3 separate regions of the Mus musculus genome follow, and regions 1 and 2 are each linked to region 3. Evidence: chromatin loops called from intact Hi-C (ENCODE). Cell type or tissue: gastrocnemius. All regions are shown on one strand. Each heading gives the region's core, and the rest is flanking DNA. Links, peaks and the distances in the headings are about the cores only. Region 1 has its middle 60 kb from the start of Zfp365. Region 2 has its middle 24 kb from the start of Gm40680. Region 3 has its middle 16 kb from the start of Gm46229.

Region 1 (6,069 bases), core at 546-5,545, 530 kb before region 3:
CCATACATTGACTCATAGCTATAGACCAGATGAAATGAGCAATAGGACTGCGCTCTTTAATTAACTGTGGAATCCAGGGGATGTTTAAAGGTGTTCGCATGGCGGTGGATGGTGTGATCACAGGCATACCTTAACATTGCCAGGACTGAAAAGACGGATCTGTTTTCTTACCTACTACCTATAGAAGCTTGAAGCAATTGATTTTGTTTTGCTGCTTAAAAATTCAACATCTAAGTAATCCCATTGGCGCTTTCCTTAGGTACAATCTTCCAGAAATACCTTTTGCCTCACGAAAGCTGGCTCCCAGCTCCTCAGCTCCTAACTTCCTCTTTCCCCCAACCATCTCCCCCTCAACCAAGACTAGTGTCTATCTGAGTAACACCAGATCTAGAACAGCACCTCACCCCATCTCACCCCACATACATAGAGCAGATTCAATGTTGTCTGCTACACAGAAGTAACTTCCCTTTTGTGATCAAGAGAATTCCAACTTCTGGCTTCTTGGACATGCTATTAAGGGCTGGTACCCTGAAAATGGTCAGCATTACCCCATTACTAATTGTTAGACAAATGTCTTGGGTGTCCCAGTAGCAAGCATTGAGCCCGGCCATGGGGCAACAGAGGGATTAATGCTCGTTTTCGCTGTCTGGGACAAGTAGTTTTTCTCTGATGACTGGTTTCAGTCCTGTCCTTTGAAACCACAGAATTAGTAAAGGCATTCCGCAGAGAGCAGAGAAAAGCTGCCAGACCCCTTCATGAGTACAGCGCCCTTCAGATTGCTTCTTCTCTTGGATATACTGCAACTGGACATCAAGCCTTTCCAGGGAGACTGTCCCAGATGCCGCCTATCTCCTAGGCTCCTGTCCCTCAGTCTTAGAGACCCAGATTTGATTCTTTTTGCAAGGAGTTACCTTGCTGGATAAGGTTTCAAGTCCAGAGGTGCAGGTTTGCATTGGTATGTGACCCTTGAGGAAAAGGTTCAAAACATTAAACTACAGCCTGGGGAGTTGTCCACCCCCGCCCCTCCCGCTCTTTAACCAGAAAATAAATATCACTGTCATTTTGAAAACCGAAATGGTAGCTTTTAAGCAACTCGCAAATAATAGAGTTGAACATTTCAAGAGGAAAATGGGCAGGATTTCTGCAGTCGGAGCCCCGTGCTGACCTCTTAGCTAGTAAGTTGAGCACACAGCAATCACAAGGTAAGTGCCTTTTACTCTCTCTCTCTCTCTCTCTCTCTCTCTCTCTCTCTCTCTCTCTCTCTCTCTGTGAATGAATGTTCCCCCATGACATTCAGGAAATGATGTTAACTTTAAAAAAATAGAACTAAGCCAGGCACCTTCACTGGGACAATGTAGAGAGGCAAAGATTCGTGTCCTTGAACTTTTGCCTCATGGAGTGTGGCACGACTCAGGAAGCGTAGGCTCACTTGTAAGAGACCAGCATGCCACCTATAGCAACGGCTTGGCGAATGCTACCAAGCCTAGGGGAGCAACCCTCTTCCCTTTTCTTCATTTCTTCTGTTCTTCATTTCCTCAGACTGTTCCAGGGAAGGTTCCACATCCCCTCTGGCTTTGGAGTCTGGAAGGATTGACTCTCTCTCATGGTTGGTTTCTCCTCGCCCAAGTTCTCACCTTATTCTGCTCCCAAGACATGTTCCTGTTTCATACTGACAACATCCCCTGGCTTGCTGACTGGATGCCATTTGAGTTTGGCCAACGAGAGGCCCTTTGGGAGGCTAGAGGGTGTTGGGGAGGTGTCAGCACACCTGGTCCGAGACTTATGCGTCTATCTTATACCCCCGGAAGGAGCTGTTCCTTGTCACTTCTAATTTTGGCTATTGCCAGTTAGCTCTCCATCAGTAGTGAGCCTGAGTCTTAATGGCCTTCAACTAGAATCCCTTCTCTTTGGCCCTGGGTCCTGGGTCACTCTAGTATATACCTTTATTATCTTCTTACTTTCCAATGCTTCGACCATGACAACATTTGCTTCCTCTGCTCTTCTTGCCTTCTATCATCACGGCCTCCTAATTCTTTCACAGATAAACCTCTGCATCCAGGTAGCTCATAAGTCATGAGACTTCAGGCCATGGTACTGTCTTATCTCCATCTGGCTAGTCCAGGCCCTTCTCCACCAAGAGGTGAATAGCCAAGCATCTTGGTCTTCTCTGAATACTTCCTACTAACACAAACATATCTGTTGACCATTAGTTAAATTCTATCAAGACAGGATTGGAGAGACTAAGTCTGGGGGCCGAAGAGATGGCTCAGTGGTGAAGAGCACTGACTGCTCTTACAGAGGTCCTGAGTTCAAATCCCAGCAACCACATGGTGGCTCATAACCATCTGTAATGTGATCTGGTACCCTCTTCTGGTGTGTCTGAAGACAGGTACAGTATACTTATAATAAATGAATAAATAAATAAATAAATAAATAAATAAATAAATAAATAGAAAATCAAAGTCCTTCCACCCTGGTATAGTTCCTAATTCTGTCTCTTTGAGGCATATTTCTGGGAGGTGCCACAGTCCTGTTAGGAAAGGACTCCACTCAATAACCTGTGTTTAGTCCCCACTCATGTGGGGGCTTGAGCAGACCCTTGTTTTCCACATTTTTTTATTGTTATTGTTATTATTATTATTATTATTACTATTATTATTATTATTATTCACAGTTAAGAGCTTTGAAGCTGATGGGCAGGTGTGTCACTTCCTAACCTTGAGACATGGGGAAAATGACCCATTTCTCCATGTCCCAATTTTTCATCTATAAAATAGAGATTACAGAGCCAAAGAGCTTCACCCCAAAGGAGCCTGTGTTCAAGAGTTCTACAGAAATGCTGCCAGCACTGTCAACATGGTCGCTACGTGGTTGATCTTTGGGATTTTGGAAAGCTAGGCAGAAAAAAAGCATAGGGAGAATTTGAAGCATAAGCCTTTCCCTTCCTGTTACAACATGGGTAGAAAGCCTGGTTCTTTCCTCGCTCTGTCCTGGAGCTGGAACAGTCCAAGTGGCTGGTTATGGAGTGTGGGAGGTGACAGTGAAGGACAGACTCACCGAAGATGCTGCTAAATCAAACAGGAAGAGAAAGGGAGCTGTGGTCGTCTTGGCTTCTGCCTGTTGGTTCTCAGCCAAGCTGAGGACACACGGCTTCAGTTAGCAAAGCTGACCTCATGCTCCTGTCAATTAAGAGCAACTCAAATGTGTTTTGAATTTTCTAGACAAGGGTGTGTCACCTCCTGATGCTGACTACTAAAGTCCCTGATCAAATCCCGTCTCTGAAAAGCTAAGTAGCTGAAAGGGATGGATGCATGGAAGAAGCGAGAAACAGATGGACAGCTGTGTGTATGTGATGGATGGATGGTAGATAGATAGATAGATAGATAGATAGATAGATAGATAGATAGATAGATAGATAGAATGATAGATAGACAGACAGATGGACAGATGAATGGATAGATGATAGATGGATGGATGGGATAGATAGATAGATAGATAGATAGATAGATAGATAGATAGATAGATAGATAGATAGATAGATACTTGGGCCTTAAACAATTTAGTACAAAATATACACCTTAATATAAGATCATATGTTAAGGAATAATTGTTTGAGCCCTTCTGTGGCTGGGAGGAAAAGCCTATAGCCATTTCTTTAACCATCAGGTAACCTTCCCTTTCCTGCCTTCCCCTGCCCTCTACTCTCCTACCTTAGTCAATATTTGAAACCTGCAACTTAAGAAGTTGTGTTTAAATTGTGTGTGTGTGTGTGTGTGTGCACGCGCGCATGTATGTTCATTAGTCCAGTGGCCAGAACTCAACCTCAGCTGTCATTCCTCAGGATATGTCTACCTTGTCTCTCCCTGGGATCTGTGGCTCATTAACTAGGCCAAGTTAGCCCAGGTTAGCCCAGGAGTCCCAGGCATCCTCCTGTCTCAGCTTCAGCAGCACTAGGAGTACAAGCAGGTGCCCTCACACCTGGCTTTTTACATGGGTCCCGGGGACTGAATTCAGGTTTCATGCTTCCAAGGGAGGTAGCTAACTGCCTAAGCCATCTCAGACCCTTAAATATTTCCCTTTAAGTGTGCAATTTAGACTTCCCAGGAGCCAGGTGTTAAATAATAGAAACAGATTCCTTCCTAAGTGGGTAGTGGGTATCTAGTAAAAGGTTGAAGGCTAGCCCGTCCTTAGAAACATATATCTTTTGTCTGTAAGGCTGACCACTCAGTGTTATTTTCTGATCATCTTCTTCCTCACTGAAATACGTACTACAAGAAGTACAACATGTATCTGAAAATCAACTCAGAAACTCAGATGCAATGACTAGTCACCCTTTGTGAATGGCATAGAGAGATGGTGTCATAGTGCAGGACATTCTGACACTCCATTCACCCTGTTGCCATGGTGGCCAGTACAGGGGCGTTGCCATGGCTGCACCTTTGATGGAGGAACCACTCTTTTCCATAAGGTTTCATTGTCCACCCCATGTCCTTGCCTCGCCCTGTTCAGGCAGCTCTGCTGTAATGTAACACCTCTGTGTTCACAGAGCATGGGTATAAAGGGCAGCCGTTGGCGGAAGCTGAGTAGTTGGTGTCTCCTTTCTCACTTTGGCTTAGAACTAAGGAAAGACCTGGAAAGCTCTTCTTCAGAGTGAATTCCCACGCTAACACTCTATTATGGAAAGAAAAATCAGAGACACACAACAACGCTGAAAAGAACTGGATGGTTCTTTATAATTCCTCTCTTGGGTATCCACTCATCTCCAGAGCCAGTGATTTAGCTTATTTTTTATATATTTTTGAAATAGACTGAAGATGCTGGTATACTTCTCCATAAATATTTCAGCTTGCTTTGTCGTTTGGTGGATTGGCCTTTCGATATAAGCATTATGTGTAACAAGGTTAAGGGGCTGGCTCAGTGGGTAAAGCCTTCGCAACTGCCAGGAGCTAAGCTCACTACCTGGGACCCATACAACAAAACCTGGACCCCTTAGTGTATGGTTGTGATCCCTGTGCTTGGGATGCAGAGACAGGCAGACTCCCTGGGGCCCACTCGCTACACAGCAGAGACTACTTAATGAGTTCCAGGCCAGGGAGAAACCCTGTCTTAAAAGTAAAAACAAGGCAAAACAGGTGGATAGCTTCTAATGAATGAGATACAAGGTTGTCTTCTGGCTTCCACTTGAGTGTGCACACATATACATATATACAGATCATTCATACACATGTACATGCTTATAAACATATATATATATATGTATGTATGTATATATATACATATATATATATTACAACTAAATATGAGTTATCTTAATTAGACATCTGCAGAGTTTTTCTCATGTCATGTACTCACAAATAGACTCAAACCAGAGCTGGAAGAGAACAGCAGTCAAGACCCTGCTTCTGGGTTTTCAAAAGCAGCTGGGGATAGGAAAGCTGACACACCAATGCAGAAGCCAAGCCGAGAAATAAAGGTGACTGCTGAAGTATTGCCGGCACCTCTGAATTTGTCTTGCAGTTTAGTTTTCCAAGCCTATGGATCTTGTATCTATGTGAACACATCCCATAATTTCCTTCTATAAGACTCTGACTAACATAGAAACTGACCAGTTAAGCAGCATAAAGTGCATCTGCTGTAGGCACCAAGGAGGAAAGGACAGCAAGTTTCTCTTTGGTGTAAGGTATTATGGATCTCTAAGATGGAAGCCTCGCCCTTATCCCATCCCAGCTGTGACTCCTCTATGAGCACAGAATAAGAAGTCCTTTCTCACAGTGAGGGACACTATGACAGATGCGAACACTGATATGAAAGGCATACTTACTGAGGGAGTAGAATAACGTCTTCGTGGTTAAGGGTACTTGCTGTGTAATTGTGAGAACCGGCATTTAGCCTTCAGCATCCACAGGACCTGGGCATCCTGACTATGCCTGTAAGCTCAGTCCTAAGAGAAGCAGGAACAAGATGGTCCCTTACGCTGGCTTGTGGACTACAGAGGAAAAATGTAAACCTCTATGCTAAATTCAGGAAGGCACCAAGGCCTTCTGCTGCTCACTGGTATGGCCACCCACA
Region 2 (6,069 bases), core at 338-5,337, 410 kb before region 3:
CTGGTTCCTAAACCTGGGTTGCCACATGAGAGGAAAATTACTCAACAGTCAGAGCAGTGAAGTGAAGGAACACCTTCAGAAAGGAAAGCAGAGCTGTGTGCTCAGCTCTACCCGGGTTAAGATCACGATGAATCATGTGCTCAACCCGTTGAGCCGTTTAAAAATGTGCAGTCTCAAGTGGTTCGGTCTAATTCTGAGCCAGAGTTCAATGCAAAGTATCGTCTTTCTAGAAGTGATGTGCTTCTAGTTACCCACCCGCCCGCCAGAAATTCCAGTCCCATTCTGTCCCCTTGTCACAGTGTCTCCCCCTCCTCCGCCACAAGGAGTGATTTCCCCCCCCCCCCATCAAGTTCAGGAACGAGATGAGACTTGCTCAGCTCCAGTTTGTTCGGTGTGTTTATATTTTCTTCTTGTGGTGCCAAAGGCAGGGTCTTGTGCATGCTGGGCAAATGTTCCGAAGCCCCTGCTATACTGTGATGCTGTTTATCCCTTACAAACATTTGTTGGAAATGTAGTTCTCATTAGGAGATATTGTGAGGTCGGACTGTAAGGACCTGTTGGGAGGGAGCAGCGGTATCAGAAAAGAAGGCAAAACTGTTAGAACTTAGGGCTTTCCTAGAGGACTCGCATCCGGCAGCTGCAGACCATCTGTAACTCCAGCTCCAGGGTATCTGATGCCCTCTTCTGGCCCTGTACCATCACCCACACACACATGACATAGGCTTAGACGCATACATATGCACAAATAAAAAGGAAAAAAATCTTGGTGGTGTTTGTTTGTTTGTTTGTCTACTTTTTTGTATTCATGAACGGCCACTGACAGAGTAGCAATGGATTCATGAGTGATGTCAAGCTGCAGCTGAATCAGGCTTAAAGAACTGCTTTGGCTGGACCTCTCAAACAATCCCTGGAAGTCTGTGTGCCGCCTGGAAACATTCACAGTAAGGTCATTAGTAGATGTAGCCCCTTGCCCATGGACCAGCCTGGTAAGTCAAATTCAACTCTTTATAAATTATAGTATTGTGTTAGTAGCAATGGAAAATGCACTAGCGAGAACCCCAGCTCTCCTCATCGGTCATGATCATCATGGTTCTTGGGGTTAATTACACAAGTTAGTACAAGGGGTTTCTGAGACCTTTGAAAATGTCCAGCTGAAGGCTGAGGACCTAGCTCAGTTGGTAAAGTGCCTACCACACATACATGAGGTCATCAGTTGGAATCCTCCGAGATTATGCAAAGGTCAGGAGCAGGGGACATGTGTGCATGTAATCAAGGTGCTTGAAGACCCAGTGCTGGGTCCTCATGGCTTGCCAGCTTGACCTAAGCACAGGAGGAGACCCTGAAAATCAGGTGGAAAGTGATTGAGGGAGCCCCCATATGTGGATCTCTGGCCTCTAGATCTGTAGGCACGCATGTGTATACACACCTGTGTGCACTCACCGTGTGCATACACACAAATGCACATGTAGACACATGCATGCATGTGCACACACACACACATACACATATTGAAACAGGGTCTCTCAATGGAACTCAGCTCACTAATATCCTGCTTGCTCTGGGGATCGCTTGTCTTTGCCTTGAGAGGGCAGAGACTACGGGCCTCCATGTCCACTGGGCATTTGTGTGAGTTCTGGGTATTGAGACTCTAAACGCTGGTTTGGCAGATGCTTTAACCCCATATCCCTATAGCTCCATATCCCCATGTGAGCCATATCTCTGTATCCCCATATCCTTGTATCCCCATATGAGCCACATCCCTGTATCCCTGTATCACCATATCCCCATTTCACCATATTCCTATAAGAGCCATAACCCTGTATCCCCATATCCCCATATGAGCCATATCCCTATATCCCTGTATCTCCATATCCCCATATGAGCCATATCCCTAGACCCTGGGCAAGAGGAATGGGGCCTCCAATTTTCAAGTGAGTGATTACCAATTATAATGATGGCTGTAAGAGTGATTACAAGTGGGTATGGAGGAAGTTCATATGCCTTCAAGTTTATCATGATCAGGCTAAAGATATCATATGTTATTTTTTCCTTGAATAAGAACACTGGCATGAGATCTGTCCCCCTGGTACCTTTTAAGATCCGCCCTCTAGTATTGTTAGCCATATCCAATGCAATAGTCTGCTTAGAGCAGTATGGCATGACTACTCACCTAAAAGAGCCTTTATGGTATCTGTCTCTGTGTAAGCAGCCCGCCCTTGGGTCTTTCATTTATACTAAAGTTTAAATGTTCCAAAAATAAGTTAGTGTTTGGAGCAGGCGAGGGAGGACCAGAACTGCAAGGGATCCTTGCAGTCATCCAACTGCATTTGAATCCCTCCCTTTAGGAAATGTCTGTCTTCTCCTGTTCCTTTCAGACCAAGAGGCTAGTCCACAAATAAGTAATGCCTGTCTGAGCCACTGGGTGTCACTGGCTGGCCTGAGATCTCGGCAAGAGGAAGAAAGAAAAGAAAGGAAAGGAGCATGGGAGAGAGTTATGGAGGCAGGGGAACCAGGGACCTAAGAGGAAGAGGGATCCAGAAAGAGTGAGATGATAGAGACTAAGCCACCGGCAATGGCAACGGCTCCCTGTGAACGCTCTGTGCCGACATCTCATTAAAGAGTGGCTCAGATCTGAGCAATCCTCACCCATGTACATATTTCCAACACCCACTGTGGTTCCTGGTAGCCATATAATGCTCTGGGTCTGCTGATCGGAGAGATGAACCATCACCCCTCTCAGAGAGACACAGTCTTCAGGTAGGGATGTGAGTGTGTGTGTGTGTGTGTGTGTGTGTGTGTGTGTGTGTGTGTGCTCTGTTCTATCCTTTCAGGACTATCTGACAGAGAGTTGAGACCTTACCCAGTGGACTTTTCAAGCAGTGGTAAATCTTTGCATTGCAAAGAAGGGAGGCAGAAATATCAAGACCCCAACTGTCTGGGGCTCAGTAGATTCGTTTTATACTAGGGTAGGTAGTAAATATGTTAGTCTCAACAAGCCACTCTGTCTCTTTCATAGTTCCCCACCTCTGCCACTGTCATGTATAAAAGCAACTCATTACATGGTTGTGGACCACAAAAGCTTCACTTTCATAAAACAGGCAGCAGGTTAAGTCTTCCCATGACTTGTTCTGTTGGGTTCTTCCAAGGTGATCTTTCTAATTCCCCAACCCCCAACCTGTCCTAATAACTTCCTACTCCAAACTTAGTTCAGGACTACCTGTTGATTGATTCCTCTGAACCTGGGTTGACTCTAACCCCATAAACTTGTTAGGTAATCTCAAGGGTGGGGCCCATAAATGGCCTCCAGGGTAAATACTGCCATCTGACCATATATTCAAGGGCTGTCTCAGAGAGTGTTCCAAAGAGACTTGACCTCTGAAGGTCTCAGGACACACCGCTGCTGAAGATGGAGAAGCTATCTAATGTGAAGGAGCAGGGCGTGGAGGAGGTAGGAACAAGGTGTGGTGGGGGAGCAAGTAGAGCATGGAGTCTCAGGGATACTCCAGCGGCAGGGAGCCAGTTTCAAACCAGATGAGAACGGTCAGTCCCACCTCAGACCACGAGGGACTGCAGTTCATTTCTGGAACCTTCCGGCCACACCCTATATGTATCCTCTGCCATTCAGAGCCTTCCCTGATCTCTGCTCTCACTCCCAACCCTCACTTCCCTTCCTCTAATCCTAACATGGAAACCGCTAACCCTGATTAAGCTGCTTCCCACAGGGTGTTAGTGTTTCCTCAAGTCCAGGGAGCATTTTAAGACAAACATGCAAGAGCCTGGTGTTAATGCCCCTCTTTCCCTTTCACTCTCTGTCCCCTTAATCACAGTACACATAACCTGTGACAGAGCACTGACTTGAGGTCCCACTTTGTCGGAAACAGAGACAAAGGCATTGCCTGTCCACTCATGAAAACCCAAGACAAGCTATTGTGGTTTGCACAAAAGCACCTTACTATTTTTCTTTGCTTTTTGCAGTGATGGGGGGAGGGGGTCAAACTCAGGGCCTGTGAACATGCAAGGCAGATGCTTTATCATTGAGCTACACCCAAGCTGACATCATAACTAGTGGTCTTGAGTGGCTGGAGGATTGCTCAGTGGTTAAAGCAACACTGCATAAGTTTGTGGTCATGGGTTCAGATCCTCAGCGCCCACATTAAAGGCAGGCATAGTAGTATGCACCCACAACCCTAATGATGCGATATGAGCTCACCAGCCAGCAAATGTAGCCGAAATGGTGAACTCCAAACTCCGTGAGAGACCCTGTGTCCAAAACTGAAATAGAAAGTGATCAAGAAAGACATCCAGTGTTGAACCCTAACCTCTAGAGACATGACTACATGAATGAATGTATCTGCACACACAGACATACACACATCCCCCTACCCTGCAATACAGACACACACAAACACACACACACATACTAATTATATGTGAACCACAGGATCTTAATGACAAAGGTTACCCATAATTCCCTCACCTACTACTTCCTCTTCCTTGGGAAGTGGTGACCTTTCTTAGCCCTCCTCTTATCTCCCTATATGATATGAAGACTTCCAACTCTGCTCAGTCTCCTAGCTAAAGTCAGCCCACACACAGTCCACTACTAGGAAAAATGACTCAAGGCTGAGCTGGGCTAATCAGCCCGAAGTAACTTCCGGGCCAAAGATAGGACATATAGGTACATGCTGGTCCATCAGTGGCCAGGTGAGAAGGGCTTCACCTGTCTAGGCTAATATCATTGATGATATCAAAAGCCCACCAGCTCATGCCAAACTTGGACTTGGAAAGATGCTGGAGGCTACAGAGAGCATGGAACAATGCGCAGACAGAAACTGACTCACACCGACACTTCAGAGCATGAGGTATTCTCTAGGGCAACATCACACTATGAATTCCTAGCAACTGTTCCCAGAAGCTCCTCCTCCCCTATAGGATGAGCTAAAAAAGTGCCTCTGCTTTCTTGTAATCAGGAGCACCTAGCATGCCTGCCTTCTTCTCTCAAGACCCTGCTTAGCTCCCGGTCGGTAATAAATTGTGACAGGCAAAGACAGGTCACTCCAGAAGTAAAGGCTCGGAAGACAGTTCCTCACCTCGGAGGGGTGATACCAAGACACTGGAGCTGACCAGGAAGTGGAGGACTTGGAGACCGTAAGGATAGATTTGGTGACCCTCAGAAGACCCTCTTCATGGAAGCAGCTCCTTGGCCTACGAGCAGGTTCAGCCTTGTGATAGGAATTCAGACCTACGGAAGTGATGGAGATGCAGTCACATCTGGGAAGTCTTCCCTTTTGGAATGTGCATTCCACAGAGGCTGAGCTTGTGGCTTCTCAGCCGTCTCCTCGGTGACTAATGCCCCTGATACACGGAGTCTACTTTCTGAATTGCTTGGGATTGTCTCCATATCAAATGTGCCAACTCACTGGTGTGTTCCTGAAGCTCTGGCTATTTCATAAACAGCTTGAATGCAATTCACCCTAGTGGCCCTTACAGTAGGATGCACTTAGATTCAAAATATTCATGCCAGATTCTCGCTGGATGAAGAAATGTTAACTACTCATTAGGATGAAGACGCACTATGTCTAAAGATGTTTAAATGTAATTTTCAATTTTAAAAAATCATTGGAATACATTTGACAGCATCAAAAATCACTCTAGGATTTTGTCTTTCTATGAAGACATTTTGCAAGGAAAGAAGACATAGGTGTCCTAAAGGGATACTCAAGAGGACCATGCTCTACAAAGCGATTTGCAAAATGACGTTACTGGTAAGCTCTAGTTCACCAGTTATAAGATGAATATGTAAGCAGTAGACTCCTCTATCCCCAGAATTAGGGAGCCTCTCTGTCAGTTGGTTGTATTGTCTATTCTAGTCCAAAGCTTTTTCCTTCATAGTGATGCATATGTTGATAGTATATTTTTAGATTGATGGAATCTTAGATTCAACAATATATAGTAACGAAGAAGCACCATCCCACGGTAGAGACTTGATAATACATTTTCCCACACGTATGTGTATTTGCATTGGTGGAAGTACACACGTGTGCCCGTGTATGCATGGGGCTGTGTGTG
Region 3 (6,069 bases), core at 659-5,658:
GCAGCTCCCTCACCGTCCGTCCATATGGCCTCTTCCCTTAGCATGAGTTCATCCGCTGGCACTGGCTGAGGCTCAGCTCTGTCTCCCCTCTGCTAAGGCCAACTCCAGGGCTCTTCATTCGCTAGGCTTTTGCCAGCAGTCAGCAACAACAAAGACAAAGCTGAGGAAGAAAGACATTTGGAGAATACGGCGTTGCTATCCATAGTCCATAGCATGGAAGACTGAGTCAGGGCCAATCACCTGGGTAGCCCAGGGTCCGATGAGGGGCAGGGGGAAGGCGAGAGGAAGATGCTCAGCATGAGTGGTGGAGCCCATTAGCTGCCAAGACTCATAGAGAACATCTATGAACCCAAGAGACTACCAGGAAGAAAAGAAGGCAGAGGAAAAAGGAGGGGGAGGAGGGGAAAGGGAAGAGAGAGAGTAAATGGAAAGGGTGAGGGAGGGGAAGAAGGTGGGGAGGAGGAAGGGGAGGAGGGAAAAGAGAAAGAAGGGAAAGGGAAGACAGAGAGTAAATGGAAAGGCAGAGGGAGAGCAGGAGAGTGGGGAGGAGGGTGAGAAGGAGAAAGGGGAAGAGGGTGGGGAGGAGGAAGTGGAAGAGGGTGGGGAAGAGGAAGGAGAAGAAGGTGGGGAGGAGGAAGGGGAGGAGGGAAAAGAGAAAGAAGGGAAAGGGAAGACAGAGAGTAGATGGAAAGGAGGAGGAAGAGAAGGGTGAGGAGGAGGAAGGGGAGGAAGAAGGGGAGGAGGTAGGGAGAAACAGTAGGAGCTAGAAAAGATCTTTTAAAGGATTCCTGTAAGAATGGAAAAACCCTTCTGATTTGTCGTTCCACTCGGGAGCCCAGAGTCCTTACAGTCTGTAAGCAAGGAAATCTTGAATTTTCAAGTGAGTTGGACACAAATGTAGAAAACATGTCAGCCAAGCATTGGGGGCGGGGGAATCGGTATGGGGGGCTCATAGAGAAGTAAGATATAAGAGTTAACAAGTGGAGACAGTTCTGCTTACTGATGGAGAGCCCCCTGGGACTGGCCTAACCTCTCCCAAGCTAGTGTTGGGGCCTGCCAGAGCAGTGAAACTTTCCAACAGGGCCCTGGGGGATTCTCCCAGCACCTTGCTAGGTTGGGGGCAGCTGCTGGGCATGTGGGTTGAGCCTCCCATTGTCTCAGCCTGTGTGGCAGAGGCTTTTAAGAGAGGGGAGCCAGGAGGACATGGGCTGGCTTGCCAGAATCCCACAAGAGCCACAGCTTCCCCTTAGAATCTCACCTCCTGGGAGAACTGGTTCCTACAAGGCCTAGGGGTCACAGGCCACCTGACAGGTTGACTTCAGAAGAACCATAATATCTCACCCAGGCCATGGAGGCCCTGACAGACCTACCACGGGCTTTCTGGATTCTGAGAGACCCTCCAAAAGCAGGCCTTCTCTGTCAGAGATTTCTGATTCACGTCTCCCCTCAGTCAGAAGACAGCAGCAGCAGCCAGTGACAGAAGTCTCCTGACTGACATCTATCTGCTGTGTGGGTGAAGCTGGTACCCGCCCTGACTGCTGCCTTGACTACTGTGTTTCAGAGAGCAGGCTTTCTGAACCATGGGTTATCTGAAGGAGCTGACGATGATGCAAGAGACACGGCCTTAGTAGCGAGCCCGGCCTCCTCTAGTTGTCAACCACGCTCAATGTTTTCACAGATTCATCGCTACATCCTTGCAAGCCGACCAAACTCCGCCATGCCTTGAAACCAGAGGCCAGAGATGCTGCAAAGTCTCACTCCCTTATTATCTGCCAGTGCCTGGGACCTACAAATAGACATTCGTCTGTCTGTGAGTTCTGTATAGAGTGGTGGGAAAGGAAGAATGTGCAGGCACACAGGCACATGGGGGAATCCCTTTTGTCTCCCCACTGCTTCTTCAAAGGATTCAGCATCTCTGACTCCCTTTGAGGACATCCCTGTGTGGGTGGCTCTGTGGGTCTCCCTGCAATGACAAAAAAAAAAAAAAAAAAAAAAAAAAAAAAAAAAAGCAAAGCAAAGCCCTGGATTGGTGCTTCCCTCAAAATGCAGAGTCTGGATTTTAAAAAAAGATAGGGATACAAAGCATGCTCAGGGAAGTCAGAGCGCGGAGCAGAGTGTGGGCTGAGGAATGCCGCCTCCTCAGGGGGCGACAGTCAAAAGCGCTGGCTCATCGCGGGTGTCAAAGGCCGAGTTCTGCAGGTAAATAGCAATGAGATGCTTCCCTCCCACTCAGATTCCACACTGGAAGCTCGGGTATTGCTGGAGCCGCATCCACACCGCTGGCTCCATTCACAACCCCGCTCCTTTCAAGGAAACTCGCAGGCCTCTTAAATGTGGCGGCCGGCCCCAGCCCAGAGCGGTTGCAGCAACAGACACAGGAAAGCTGTCACTTTTCTGGCTCCCAGCACTGACACTTATGTCGTCCTTTGTTTTCTGTGACATGTCAGTTATCCAACAGCCATTACTGCATCAACTGCAGGGACTACATATTTGTTATAAGCAAAACCTCGTTGAAGCCAACCCACCCCCCAGCCCTCCCTCCCCAACCCTCCCCCCAGCCCCCGCCACCTGCCCAGTCAGCTCATGACAGAAAGGCATGCCTTCCACACAACTGAAGTGTTCTCTGGTGGACAAAGAATGAAACCACCTACAATCCCGTGCATGACCAGACCTTACGAATCTGCCAACGACATTAAGACAAGGAATGGTAAATTCAACAGTTTATATTGGACGGTCTAAAATAAGATAGTTGCAGCTATGATGAGTGTTCAAAGCCTGTGGGATTTGGGGGAGCGAGAAGGCCCTGAGGAAACTTTGAAAGGCCTGACCAGCGAGTGAGTGAGCAATGACCAGGCAGACCAAAGTTCATGTAACTTCTCTTTAAAACACACCTCGGCTGATGACTCCTCCACACATACTGCGCTTGCTACGCAAGCAAGAGGACCTGAGCTTGGCGCCCCAGCATCCCCACAAAGACACTGCATGAAGGCGTGTGTCTGTAACCCAGGCACTAGCCTTAGCAGAAAGCAGAGACAGCTGGCTCCCAGGAGGTTGACTGGTGGCTGCTCTAACTGCCACACTAAACTCCAGCTTCCGTAAGAGGCTGCACTCAGAAGTTAAAGCCACCAAGATGGCTCAGGGGCTCAGTGCCTGCCCACCATGCCTGATGGCCTGCTGCTATCACTCCCCAGGCAGCAAGCATATGGTGCAAGATAAGAACTGAGCCCCCCACCCCAAAGCTGTCCTTTGTCTTCCAGATAATGCATGTGTGCATGCACCTGCCCAGATGCACCCGCTAACCCCCACACACAAATAAATAAAAATATCTAAATAAAAAAAAGGAAGGAAGGAGAGAGAGAAGAGGGGTTATAGAGATGGCTTGGTGGCTTAGAGCACCTGCTGTCCCTGCAGGGGACCAGGTGATTCCCAACACTGTTCAGCTGACAAGTGTCTCTAACTCCAGTTCCAGGGGATCCGATGCCCTCTTCTGGTCTCTGTGTGCACTGAACACACAGGGCGAGCACACAAACGAGCATGCACATATGCACACACATAAATAAACTTTTCAAAGAATGACTAAGTAACTTAGGGTCGAGGAAGGGAGGGAGGGAGGAAGACACCAGGGTCCGCTTCTGATCTCCAGGTGTCCGTGCTCGGGTCAGCACACCTGCACACGCCTGCACGCGTGTGCTTATGTCTGCACAAATGAAGGCATAGTCTAATTAAACATAGAGTGCGAATAATGCTTCCATGAAGTAAAACCTGCCTCGGCTGTGGTAAGCGCCTCACCCACCCCAGCCACTTAGGACATTTCCTTTGCAACAGTGGGTGTCGGTGTCAGCCAACAGCACCGGCATCCTGCGCTGTAGGATGGAAAATGGGACCTGTATGAAAATGAGACTTTGCCTAGCAGGCTACTTTTTTAGTTACTTCTCTCTGTGGTGAGGTAAAATAGTCCTTCTCCCATTTTAATCAAGCCTACGATGAAGCAGAGAGTCAGGTTCCCTATAAGGAGAGACAAAGTCTTGTAGCCTGGCACTGCCATGTCATAAAACTAACTGTGGTTTTGGGGTGTCGGTCTACCACCAGCAGAGAGTAAATGGAGGGGGAAATCTCTGGCAGGGCTGCGTTCTGGATGAAGCTCTTTGCAGGTCGGTGAACTCAGCGAAGTGCCAGACTTCTGTGTAGGAAGGCCAGCAAACACCTCCCTGGCATAACTGGAGGTGTGTAACAAGGCCCTGCTGGCCATAAAATTGCTCTTCCCAAAAACCTACAGCGGTTTGGGCATCCTCTGCAAGATGCACCTTAGTCCAACGGTGGTTGCACCCCAGAGCACGCGCGCGCGCGCGCGCCACACACACACACACACACACACACACACACACACACACACACACGATGGAGCTGGCAAAGTAGTGAAAGGCAGAAAAAGAAGTATGATCACGGGAGGCCCTGTCAGTGAAGACGCTGTGGAAAATGAAGGCTTTGAGGATGGCACAGCTTAGAAGGGGAAGTGTGGGTTGGAGCGGGGAGAGGAGTCTCAAAACCCAGTGAGTGACTGGACTGGAGAGTGCCTTCGCCTTAAAGGGCCGGCTGCACAGGCGCCAGAACCTGAGCGCTGGCCCCTCCCCCTTCCTCCTGATCTGTATCCTGCTGAAGGAAACACTGAAAGTGGCTGATTCCTAGGAGACAGAAACTAAGGCTCTCTCCCCTTTGTGCTGGAGTCCCGGGAATGCACGACCTGCCATTATACTTAAAGTTTGTCCCACTAAATCCGCATCCAGTTCTTTTGCGAAATCGTGTGAGAACTGCTTCAGATATAAAGTCCTTCATGCAGAAAGAACATTGTCCTGGAAATGGTCAATATTTGGCAGTTTCGGTAAGTGGGTGGAAGATGCTGTCTGCACTATTTGGTCTAGGATGCAAAGCAAGCTCTTTGGGAGGAGCTGTCTGAGCCAGGTTTGCTGGCACACACCTGTAGGGAGACTGAGTTAGAGACTAGCCCAGGTTATACAGAAAGCCTTTATCTAAATAATAATTAATAATAATAAAGGCTCCATACATCAAACAAACCCCAAAACTGTCTCCTGTCTTCCAAATACAGAGTCCTGTGAACCTTCGCTTACCTACCTTTCTTCCTTCCTTCCTTCCTTCCTTTCTTTCTTTCTTTCTTTCTTTCTTTCTTTCTTTCTTTCTTTCTTTCTTTCTTTCTTTCTTTCTTTCTTTTTCTGAGACAGGGTTTCTCTGTGTAGCCCTGGCTGTCCTGGAACTCACTCTGTAGACCAGGCTGGCCTCGAACTCAGAAATCTGCCTGCCTCTGCTTCCCAAGTGCTGGGATTAAAGGCGTGCGCCACCACTGCCCAGCTCGCTTACATTTCTGAAAGCCATGGTGCCATCACAGAAGATGGCACACATGACTGTGAAATGAGGTAAGCAAGAAAGGACCCTTCAGATGTGTGCTGGCCTTGGAGGTGGAAAGTGGGCTCTCTAAATGAGTATGTTACATGTGTGTGCAAATCTGTGCGTGGGTGTATGTCATAAATTCATGTGCACATCTGTGTGCATGTGACATATGTTTATGCATAAACGTGTACACGTATCTCCAAGTTTTATACAATAAAAGGTCTAAATGGCTAAACAAAACACAAAACAAAAACAAAAACAAAACAAAAAACAAAAAACCCCAGCAGCAGCAGTAACAGCAGTAACACTCACACTGAGATCTTGAGATCTTGGATTCTCCGCAGAAGGGATGGGATAGGTGCAGACCTGGCTATAAGAAAGTGGTCGGGACAGCAAAGAAGACAGAGCGCCAACTCAGCTAGGCTGTTCTTGGCAAAAGCAAGTAAATAGCAAAAGTCCAACACCAGGCACGAATCATAAATGCTGGAGGAAGCCAGTGTGGTGAACAGGTGGCCTTCTGTTAATCTGAAGAGATCCTGAGCCACGCAGTGAGTTCCAGACCAAGCTGGGCTGCAAAACAAGACCCTGTCTCAAAACAAAACAAAATAGGAAACTAGATAAATGCTGAAGGAAACGGCAGACCAGAAGATTTGCCCAAAGTTGAAA

What was found. Hi-C counts contacts between places; a loop is a spot of excess contacts. Peaks named below come from ENCODE experiments on the same cell type or tissue, not always from the same donor. Only the 100,000 strongest peaks of a DNase experiment are listed, where the experiment ranks them.
Region 1: it touches region 3 in a loop (10-fold over the local background); 29 of 42 quality-filtered maps call a loop at or near these places.
Region 2: a loop joins it to region 3, with 3 times the contacts of the local background. A loop is called at or near these places in 31 of 42 quality-filtered maps.

Annotation. Positions count from the first base shown.
Region 1 is chr10:67,849,673-67,855,741 of GRCm38, reverse strand. No RefSeq gene overlaps it. Among named protein-coding and RNA genes, the nearest start is that of Zfp365, 60 kb to the left of the region's middle. In gastrocnemius, for the core only: no CTCF peak of the experiment used is centred there; no DNase peak of the experiment used is centred there; H3K27ac peaks cover 134 bases.
Region 2 is chr10:67,725,827-67,731,895 of GRCm38, reverse strand. No RefSeq gene overlaps it. Among named protein-coding and RNA genes, the nearest start is that of Gm40680, 24 kb to the right of the region's middle. In gastrocnemius, for the core only: a CTCF peak has its summit at 2,420; a DNase peak (open chromatin) is centred at 2,430.
Region 3 is chr10:67,316,634-67,322,702 of GRCm38, reverse strand. No RefSeq gene overlaps it. Among named protein-coding and RNA genes, the nearest start is that of Gm46229, 16 kb to the right of the region's middle. In gastrocnemius, for the core only: no CTCF peak of the experiment used is centred there; DNase peaks (open chromatin) are centred at 2,215, 3,104, 3,412 and 4,578; H3K4me3 peaks cover 334 bases.